2 separate regions of the Homo sapiens genome follow, and region 1 is linked to region 2. The links are chromatin loops, found by intact Hi-C in ENCODE. Cell type or tissue: mammary epithelial cell. All regions are shown on one strand.

The links. A loop is a pair of places that touch in the nucleus more often than their neighbours do. Peaks named below come from ENCODE experiments on the same cell type or tissue, not always from the same donor. Only the 100,000 strongest peaks of a DNase experiment are listed, where the experiment ranks them.
Region 1: a loop joins it to region 2, with 5 times the contacts of the local background. A loop is called at or near these places in 1 of 110 quality-filtered maps.

What each region holds. Positions count from the first base shown.
Region 1 is chr15:67,529,476-67,533,475 of GRCh38, reverse strand. It overlaps C15orf61 (chromosome 15 open reading frame 61), which reads right to left. Exons shown (of 2, transcript NM_001143936.2): 2 at 3,330-4,000. Among named protein-coding and RNA genes, the nearest start is that of IQCH-AS1, 9.6 kb to the right of the region's middle. In mammary epithelial cell, no CTCF peak of the experiment used is centred here; a DNase peak (open chromatin) is centred at 1,815; H3K27ac peaks cover 996 bases.
Region 2 is chr15:67,038,089-67,042,088 of GRCh38, reverse strand. All of the region lies in intron 2 of SMAD3-DT (SMAD3 divergent transcript), which reads left to right. Among named protein-coding and RNA genes, the nearest start is that of SMAD3-DT, 24 kb to the left of the region's middle. In mammary epithelial cell, no CTCF peak of the experiment used is centred here; DNase peaks (open chromatin) are centred at 28, 98 and 2,218.

The DNA.
Region 1 (4,000 bases), 490 kb before region 2:
GATGTTACCTTAACATACCAGCTTCAGGGGCTGCGTAATTGTTTCTGCTAACCCATAAATTTTTGAGTAACAACAAAATTATTGTGATTTTTCTTGCTAAATAATTCATACATTACAAAGCATGGATGTAACAAGGTCCATGAATCACTAAAGCATATAATGATCATATATCTAGTGACATATCTCTTTTCATAAGATGAATTCAAATAGATTTATGTATTTAGGTTAACTAAAAAATACTGAGTTTATAAGGTTCATAATTCTATCAACAGCAACAACAAAAACTTCAAATCTTCTTTAAGAAGTTGTTTCCATGATTTGCTTTTAAAACTGAAAGCTTTTGTTTATCAAAATCCTTGTTTAAGCTACTTTTCATGAAGTTTTACAGCTTTTAAATTGATACTATAAATATCATCGAAGATAAATTAATAATATAATGGAGTAGTACAATGTTCATAAACTGTATTTAAAATGATATAAGTGCAACTAAAATAGCCATAAGCAATACTACATAAAACCACTTACTAGTAGTAGCTGATATTCTTTATCCAGCAACTAGGATCTAAGAAAGGATATTTTCATTTACTAACACTTTACGTGCCTTACGTTGGTCTTATCTGAAATAATCTTGAACCAAATGTATCCTTTTCATAATGCTACTAAAAATGATCCCAAATGAAATTTCATAAAACTAGGTTTCAAAATTAAAATTTTTTAAATTCTAAGACTGCAACATACAAAATGTCAACATTGCTTTAACTATTTTAATCTCTAATATTTTTTAACCTCCTGCAGTCATATTTTATCATACTCACATCGAATCCTTTACTAATTTTTAAAAATTGTTTTTAATTGTGGTAAAATACTAATATTTACTATCTTAACCTTTTTTTTTTCTTCTTTTTAGAGACAAGGTCTTGCTGTGTTGCCCAGGCTGGAGTGCAGTGGCTGTTAACAGGCACAATCATGCCACATTGCAGCCTTTGAACTCTTGGGCACAAGTGATACTCCTGCCTCAACCTCCCATTAACTGTACCATTCAGTGGTTGTATGTACATTGATGTTATTCTACAACCGTCAATACCATCCATCTACAGAACGTTTTGCATATTGCAGAACCCAAACTCTGTACCAATTAAACACTAATTGTGCATTGTCCTCTTCTTTCTTTCTTTTTTTTTTTTTTTTTTGAGATGGAGTTTCACTGTTGTTGCCCAAGCTGGAGTGCAATGGCATGATCTCGGCTCACTGAAACCTCTGGCTCCCAGGTTCAAGTGATTCTCCTGCCTCAGCCTCCAGAGTAGCTGGGATTACAGGCATGTGCCACCACGCCCGGCTAATTTTTTGTATTTTTAGTAGAAATAGGGTTTCACCATGTTAGCCAGGCTGGTCTCAAACTCCTAACCTCAGGCGATCCACCCCCCTCAGCCTCCCAAAGTGTTGGGATTACAGGTGTGAGCAACTGTGCCCAGCCTGTCCTCTTCTCTTTAATAATCTTAACAGCCTTATTAAGATATAATTCCCATGCCATACACTTCTTTCATTTAAAGTGTACAATTCAGTGGTTTGCATATAGTCAGAATTGGGCAACGATATCAGAATTGGGCAACCATATCACAATCAGAATTGGGCAACCATATCACAATCAATTTTAGAACAGTTTCATCAGCAGCAAAAGAAACTCCATGCCCCTTAGTGGTGACTCCCCATTTCTCCCCAACCTCTTCAGCCCTAGGCAACCACTAATCTACTTTCTGTCTCTGTAGATTTGCCTATTCTGAACACTTCATATAAATGGAATTTTATGAGATCTTTTATGACTGGCTTATTTCACTTAGTGTAATATTTTTAAGCTTCATCATTGCTATAGCTTGTATCAGTATTTCATCCCTTTTTTGAATGAGTAATATTCCATTGTGTCACTGTGCTACGTTATCTGTTCATCAACTGATGAATATTTTTGTTTCCACTTTTTGCTAGTATGAATAATGCTGATATGAACAATCATGTACAAGTTTTTGTGTGGACATATGTTTTCAGTTCCCTAGGGTCTATACCTAGGAGCAGAATTGCTGGGTCATATAGTAATTCCGTATTTAATATTTTGAGCAGCTGCCAAACTTTTCCAAAGCAGCTGCACCAATTTACATTTCCTCCAGCCATGCAGGAGTTTTTCACTTTCTCCACATTCTCATCCACACTTACTATTGTCTTTTTGATCACAGTCATCCTAGTGGATATGAAGTGGTATCTCGTTGTGGGTTTGCTTTGCATTTTCCTAATGATTAGTTGAACATCTTTTCATGTGCTTGTTAGCCATTTATATATCTTCTTGGAGAAATATGTGTTCAAATCAAATTTTCAATTGGGTTGTTGAGCTTTAAGAGTTATTTATATATTCTGGATATAAGTCCCTTATCAGATACATGATTTGTACATATTTTCTCCCATTCTGTGGGTTGTCTTTCATTTTCTTAATAGAGACCTTTGAAGAACAAACATTTTACATTTTGATGAAGTTGTATTTGTCTATTTTTTCTTTTGTCATCTGCCTTTATCCTTTTCTGAAATATTGTAGGTTGGTGCAAAAGTAATTGTGGTTTTGCCTTTTTTTTTTTTTTTTGAGACAGAGTCTCGCTCTATTGCCCAGGCTGGAGTGCAGTGGCGCGATCGCAGCTCACTGCAAGCTCCGCCTTCCAAGTTCACGCCATTCTCCTGCCTCAGCCTCCTGAGTAGCTGGGACTACAGGTGCCTGCCACCATGCCCGGCTAATTTTTTTATTTTTTATTTTTAGTAGAGACGGGGTTTCACCGTGTTAGCCAGGATGGTCTCAATCTCCTAACCTCATGATCTGCCCACCTTGGCCTCCGAAAGTGCTGGGATTACAGGCATGAGCCACCACGACCGGCCACCTTTTTTTTTTTTTTTTAATGGCCAAGCTTGTGTTTGTGGAAACTGTTTTAGCCACATTTTCATTAAAAGAGAAAAAAATTCCACATCTGATCTCCAATTTGTATTAGAAAACTACTCTGTGGACTGTGGTCACTACTAATAACACTTCTTATTGTTGGGAAAGCCCTGGTGAAACATTTGTCAAGTACAGAAAATGATATGAAAGTGAAATATAGTAATTAAGATTTGTGTTCTATTGATTGTGTAGCTTAAGTAATTTTTCATTACTAACATAAGATTTAATACGTAGTTAAAGATTCTGACTTGGCACTAGTCATTAGCATGTAATTGAACTAGTAAAAAAGATCAGTTAAAGCTGTGTTGATTACCACCTTATCTTTGAAAGGCGATTAAAGACCTCAATCATTGCAACAAGATTTGATCGTGCAGCCTTTATTGGACATTGATCTTTCAGCAAAGTGCAGTTACATTTTCCATTAATTTACAGTAACAGAGTTTAACTCTGATACTCTAGACTGTTGACCCAGGTGAGATGTAATGCTAAGTACTTGTTTAGGTTAAGATGCCCCCAAATGTCATTATTGTTTGAGTAACAGTAGATACTTAATCCACTAGCTTTAGGATAAGGTTTCTGTTATCTGCATTAGCTTTTCAGTGCAGTGAAACCAAGATCTTTGCCTTTTATGTCATCCCACTTATTCAAACATCATTCTTTAACAGAGTTAAAAGATATTTCATGAAGAACTATAGATGTTCTATGCTTACAGTTTTGGGTGAATATAAATGACATGAAGTAAAATGTACTTTAAAAGATACACGGTTTTAATAATTACAAATGTTTCAGCTAGGCCTGGTGGCTCATGCCTGTAATCCCAGCACTTTGGGAGGCCGAGGCCGGCAGATCACCTGAGATCAGGAGTTCAAGACCAGCCTGACCAACATGGTGAAACCGTCTGTACAGAAAATACAAAATTAGCCGGCGTGGTGGTGCATACCTGTAATCCCAGCTACTCAGGAGGCTGAGACAGGAGAATCGCTTGGACCTGGGAGGTGGAGGTTGCAGTGAGCCAAGGTCGCACCATTGCAC
Region 2 (4,000 bases):
CAGGGGAATAAATATGCAGTGTTTAACTTAATCATCTTTCTGTTCGAACAGCACTCCGGCAGGGCTGCATGACTAAGGCAAATGACTATTACATAACTGGTATTTTTATTCCTTGCCCCTTCTCTTTAGAAAGAGAAGCCAGTAAATTTCATTTTCCTTTAAAGTGGAAAAAAAGACAAAGGAAAAGAAAGAAGATTGTTTCTGAACTTGCACAAATGATCAAAAAAAAAAAAAAAAAGGACAGCCTGGGGCCCTCTGTTAGCAACAAATTAATGTAGAACTACTCACTAGCTATGTGACCTTAGGTGAGTCATTTTCTTCTGTGATTCCGCATCTATGAAGGGAGGCACTTAGAGCTGATGATCCCCAAGAGCCATTCTTGCAAATCCTGACTTTCTATTACCTAGGACAACTTTGACTCTGAAATTCTTTATGGCCATGGTGGGATCTTACTTACCTTTGAGTTACCCCATTGCTCCTTGTACAGTGTCTGTATACTCAGGTGCTCAATAAATACTTGCCAAACTGTTCTTTATTTCAACATTTCCTGTCTCTAGGATACTTGCTAGGGACTGGGAGATAGGCACCCAAGTAGTATAAAGAAGTTGTCTCCCATTTGAGGGAGGCCAGGCATGCCTCTGAGAAATGACAGAGTCTAGTGTGCATAGGCTGGATGCGTGCTGGAGGCAATAGATACTCAGAGAAGAAGGATCTTTCTTTCTTCCCTTCTTTCCTTCTTCCCTTCTTTCCCTTCCTTCTCTACCTTCCCTTCCCTTTTCCTTCCTTCTCTACCTTCCCTTCCCTTTTCCTTCCTTCTCTACCTTCCCTTCCCTTTTCCTTCCTTCTCTACCTTCCCTTCCCTTTTCCTTCCTTCTCTACCTTCCCTTCCCTTTTCCTTCCTTCCTTCTCTACCTTCTCTCCCCTTTTCCTTCCTTCCTTCCTTCTCCCTTTTTCTTTCTTTCTTTCTTTCTTTTTGTTTTGTTTTTGTTTTTTTCTGAGACAGGATCTCTCTCTGTTGCCCATGCTGGAGTGCAGTGGCATGATCTTGGCTTACCGCAGCCGTGGTCTCAAGTGATCCTCTCTGTTCAGCCTTCTGAGTAGCTGGGACTACTGGTTGGAATTAAAGATAGTCAGATGTTGAGCATAAACGCTTTCTTAATTGGTGGCTGCTTTTAGGCAGATTTTTAAATTTTTTGTAGAGACATGGGGGTCTCACTATGTTGCCCAGGCTGGTTTTGAACTCCTGGACTCAAGTGATCCTCCCATCTCAGCCTCCCAAAATGCTGGGATTACAGGAGTGAGCCGCTGTGCTTGGCCAAGAGGGATATTTCTAACCCGAGAACGGTCATGAAGCACTTCCTGGAGAAGGTGAAATAGCACTGGTCCTTGAAAGACATTTAGAATTCTGACCAGTCAATAAGATGAAAGATACTGTAGGGGTATCTGTAGGAATGGCCTACGTAGAAGTGAGGAGAGAGAAAACCTAACAGTGGTGGGTGGTTTGTGTTGGGAAGCAAAAAACGAAAAAAAAAAAAAAAAGAAAAGATATCTTGGAATCAGACTGAGAAATGCTTTGGAAGCCAGGCTGGGGAGGGTGGGGCATATCCTGGAAGCAATGGGAAAGGAAGGTGGGATGGAGTCTCTATAGTTTCATCATCTTCTCTGGCCAGTGGGTAAATTCACCATTCTAAATAGTTAGAGATGAACTTTATTTCTGTTCTGTTCTCCCTGGGAACAGCCTAGAGGTCTAGAACCATGGGGAAGGAAGTAGGGGACTGTCATTGATTGCACAGAATACAGTTCTTTTGCCCTGCCTATCATACCAAAGCCCTAGGTTTGCTTACTTTGCCCAAGTGCAAATTCACAGCTTTTCAGGGCTGTAAAGGTCAATTATTAGAGCGGATGCTGTCGGTGCCCTGACCCATCTCCTCAGCACTCACCTCCACACTGAATTCAGGTCGCTCACATCTAATACCCATGAGCACTGTGGCCAGCGTGGGGCAAAGCCCAAAGTGCCCAAGAATTGATATCCCTGGCGAACAGCCCTCTATGAATGAGGGACGAGCATTTGGTGGATAAATCCCCAGTTTCCTTACCCCTTGGGCAGATGAACTCTGAGGTGTGTTTTCCAACTCTGTCTCCCAGAGTGTTTCCAACACCAGTTGCCTGTGGTGACAACCTGCTCAGCAGCATGCCTCACACTGGCTTCCTTCCGTTCTCTGTCTCACTTCCACACCCTTCACCTGAGTTTCTAGGGATCACCTTCTAAATGACCTATTACTCACACTTGAATCCTTGACTCAAGCTTCTGGGGAAACTGAAACCAAAATAATTCATAAATGTCCCTCATTATATGGCTGGGGAAACTGAGGCCCAGAGAGGAGAAGATGATTTGCTTAAGGTCACCAAACAGCTGGCTTAGGCGAGAGCCTGGGCCTCCAGGCCCCCAGCCCAGGGCCCTCCCGCTAGACCAGACAAGTCTTAGATTAGTGCTCCCTCCCCTCTGCTCCCCCGCTGAGGCGCCACAAAGTCACAAGTCAGCAGCAGAAACTATTCTTCCTCCACTCCTATTTGAGCAGAAAGCAAGGGGCCTCAGCAAGGGGGAAGGGGCGAGGCCTGAGGCTCCCAGATGTGGCCCTCATTCTCCTGGAAAGTGGGCTTTTGTCTCTGCGGTAACCAGGGCAGCCGCCCCATTTATCTGGTTTTAGCAAAGCAGCCGCATCCTTTGGTTTCAACTGCTGGGGTTGAAATGGTATGTTTGCAAAATGGAGTTATTAGCCCTTAAAAAGGAGGAGGAGGGTTTTTTTCTCAGGAAAAGGAAGATGAAGCTTGGGGTCTTTCCATATCAATGTCGAAGAAGTGCAATATACACAGAAATGACTTTAGGGGACCAGAGAAATCCTAAGTAAAGATGGAAACCAGCAAGTGGAGTTTAGATAGATAGAGTGATATCCTTTTTAAAGCAAGCAAATACATCTTATAACAAGGTAGCTGTTTGCTGTCAGTGAAAGGAATCCAAGGGGAATATTGCTGAGAAACAAAGGCATTTTCTGTCTCTTTAAATAACTCAAGGCAGCCTGACATCTTAGTTAACAGAGGAAACAAAGATGTTGTATGCTCAGGGAAAGGAAACTATTTTTCTCTTGAAAAGAAAGCAGATGTTATCATCTAGCTCTAGAAAAGTTTGAGGTACCCAAGCACAAAGTGACACTTTGCCAGGTTTAATAAACATTGCTTTGATGTGCCAACAACCCCTAACTAAACTGGTCACTTAAATGAACTAACCTTTAGGCTACTAATGGATTATTATCATAGTTCACCTCTCTGTGTATGAAGTTCCCTTGAGCAAATCCCTAGACTGAAGATCCCTTGAGCAAATCATTCTATCCTTGCCTTGCCATGAAGTATTTGTGAAGGGCTAATTGCAAATTCATTTGTTCCGTCATTCAGAAGTTCGGTATTTTTACTGTGTGGTTGGACAAATACAATACATGCAGATAATGGACTAAATTGGTCACACTTGTAATTGTGTAAGGTCAAAAACAGGACCCAGAGCATCCATGCTGAAGGCAGGGCAGGGAAGCAAAGCTGAAAAAAGCTTGGGAAGTCAGGCTGGGGAGGGTGGGGCATATCCTGGAAGCAATGGGAGAGGAAGGTCAGAAAGTCTGTAGTCTATCCTGGGGAAGGAAAGGGAAGATTTCATTGAGATTATCTTTTTTCTCTGGCCCTCACATTTTTTGGGAAGAATCCGAATGAATAGGTAAGAAAGACTTAGTAGCTTGGCTGGGGCAGATGGCATATGATGTAGAATTGTTAGATTAAGTTGGAAAGATAATGTGAGTTTCAGTTTGGAGGACTTGAGATGCATGCAAAGAAGCCTAGGCTTTATCCTAAAGGTAGCAGGGAGCCATTGGATGTTCAGGATCATATTGGGGGAGGAAAATTGAGCTCAAGATGGTTGCCTACTTACCCTCAAAGGGCAGTCTTTAGCATCCCTGAT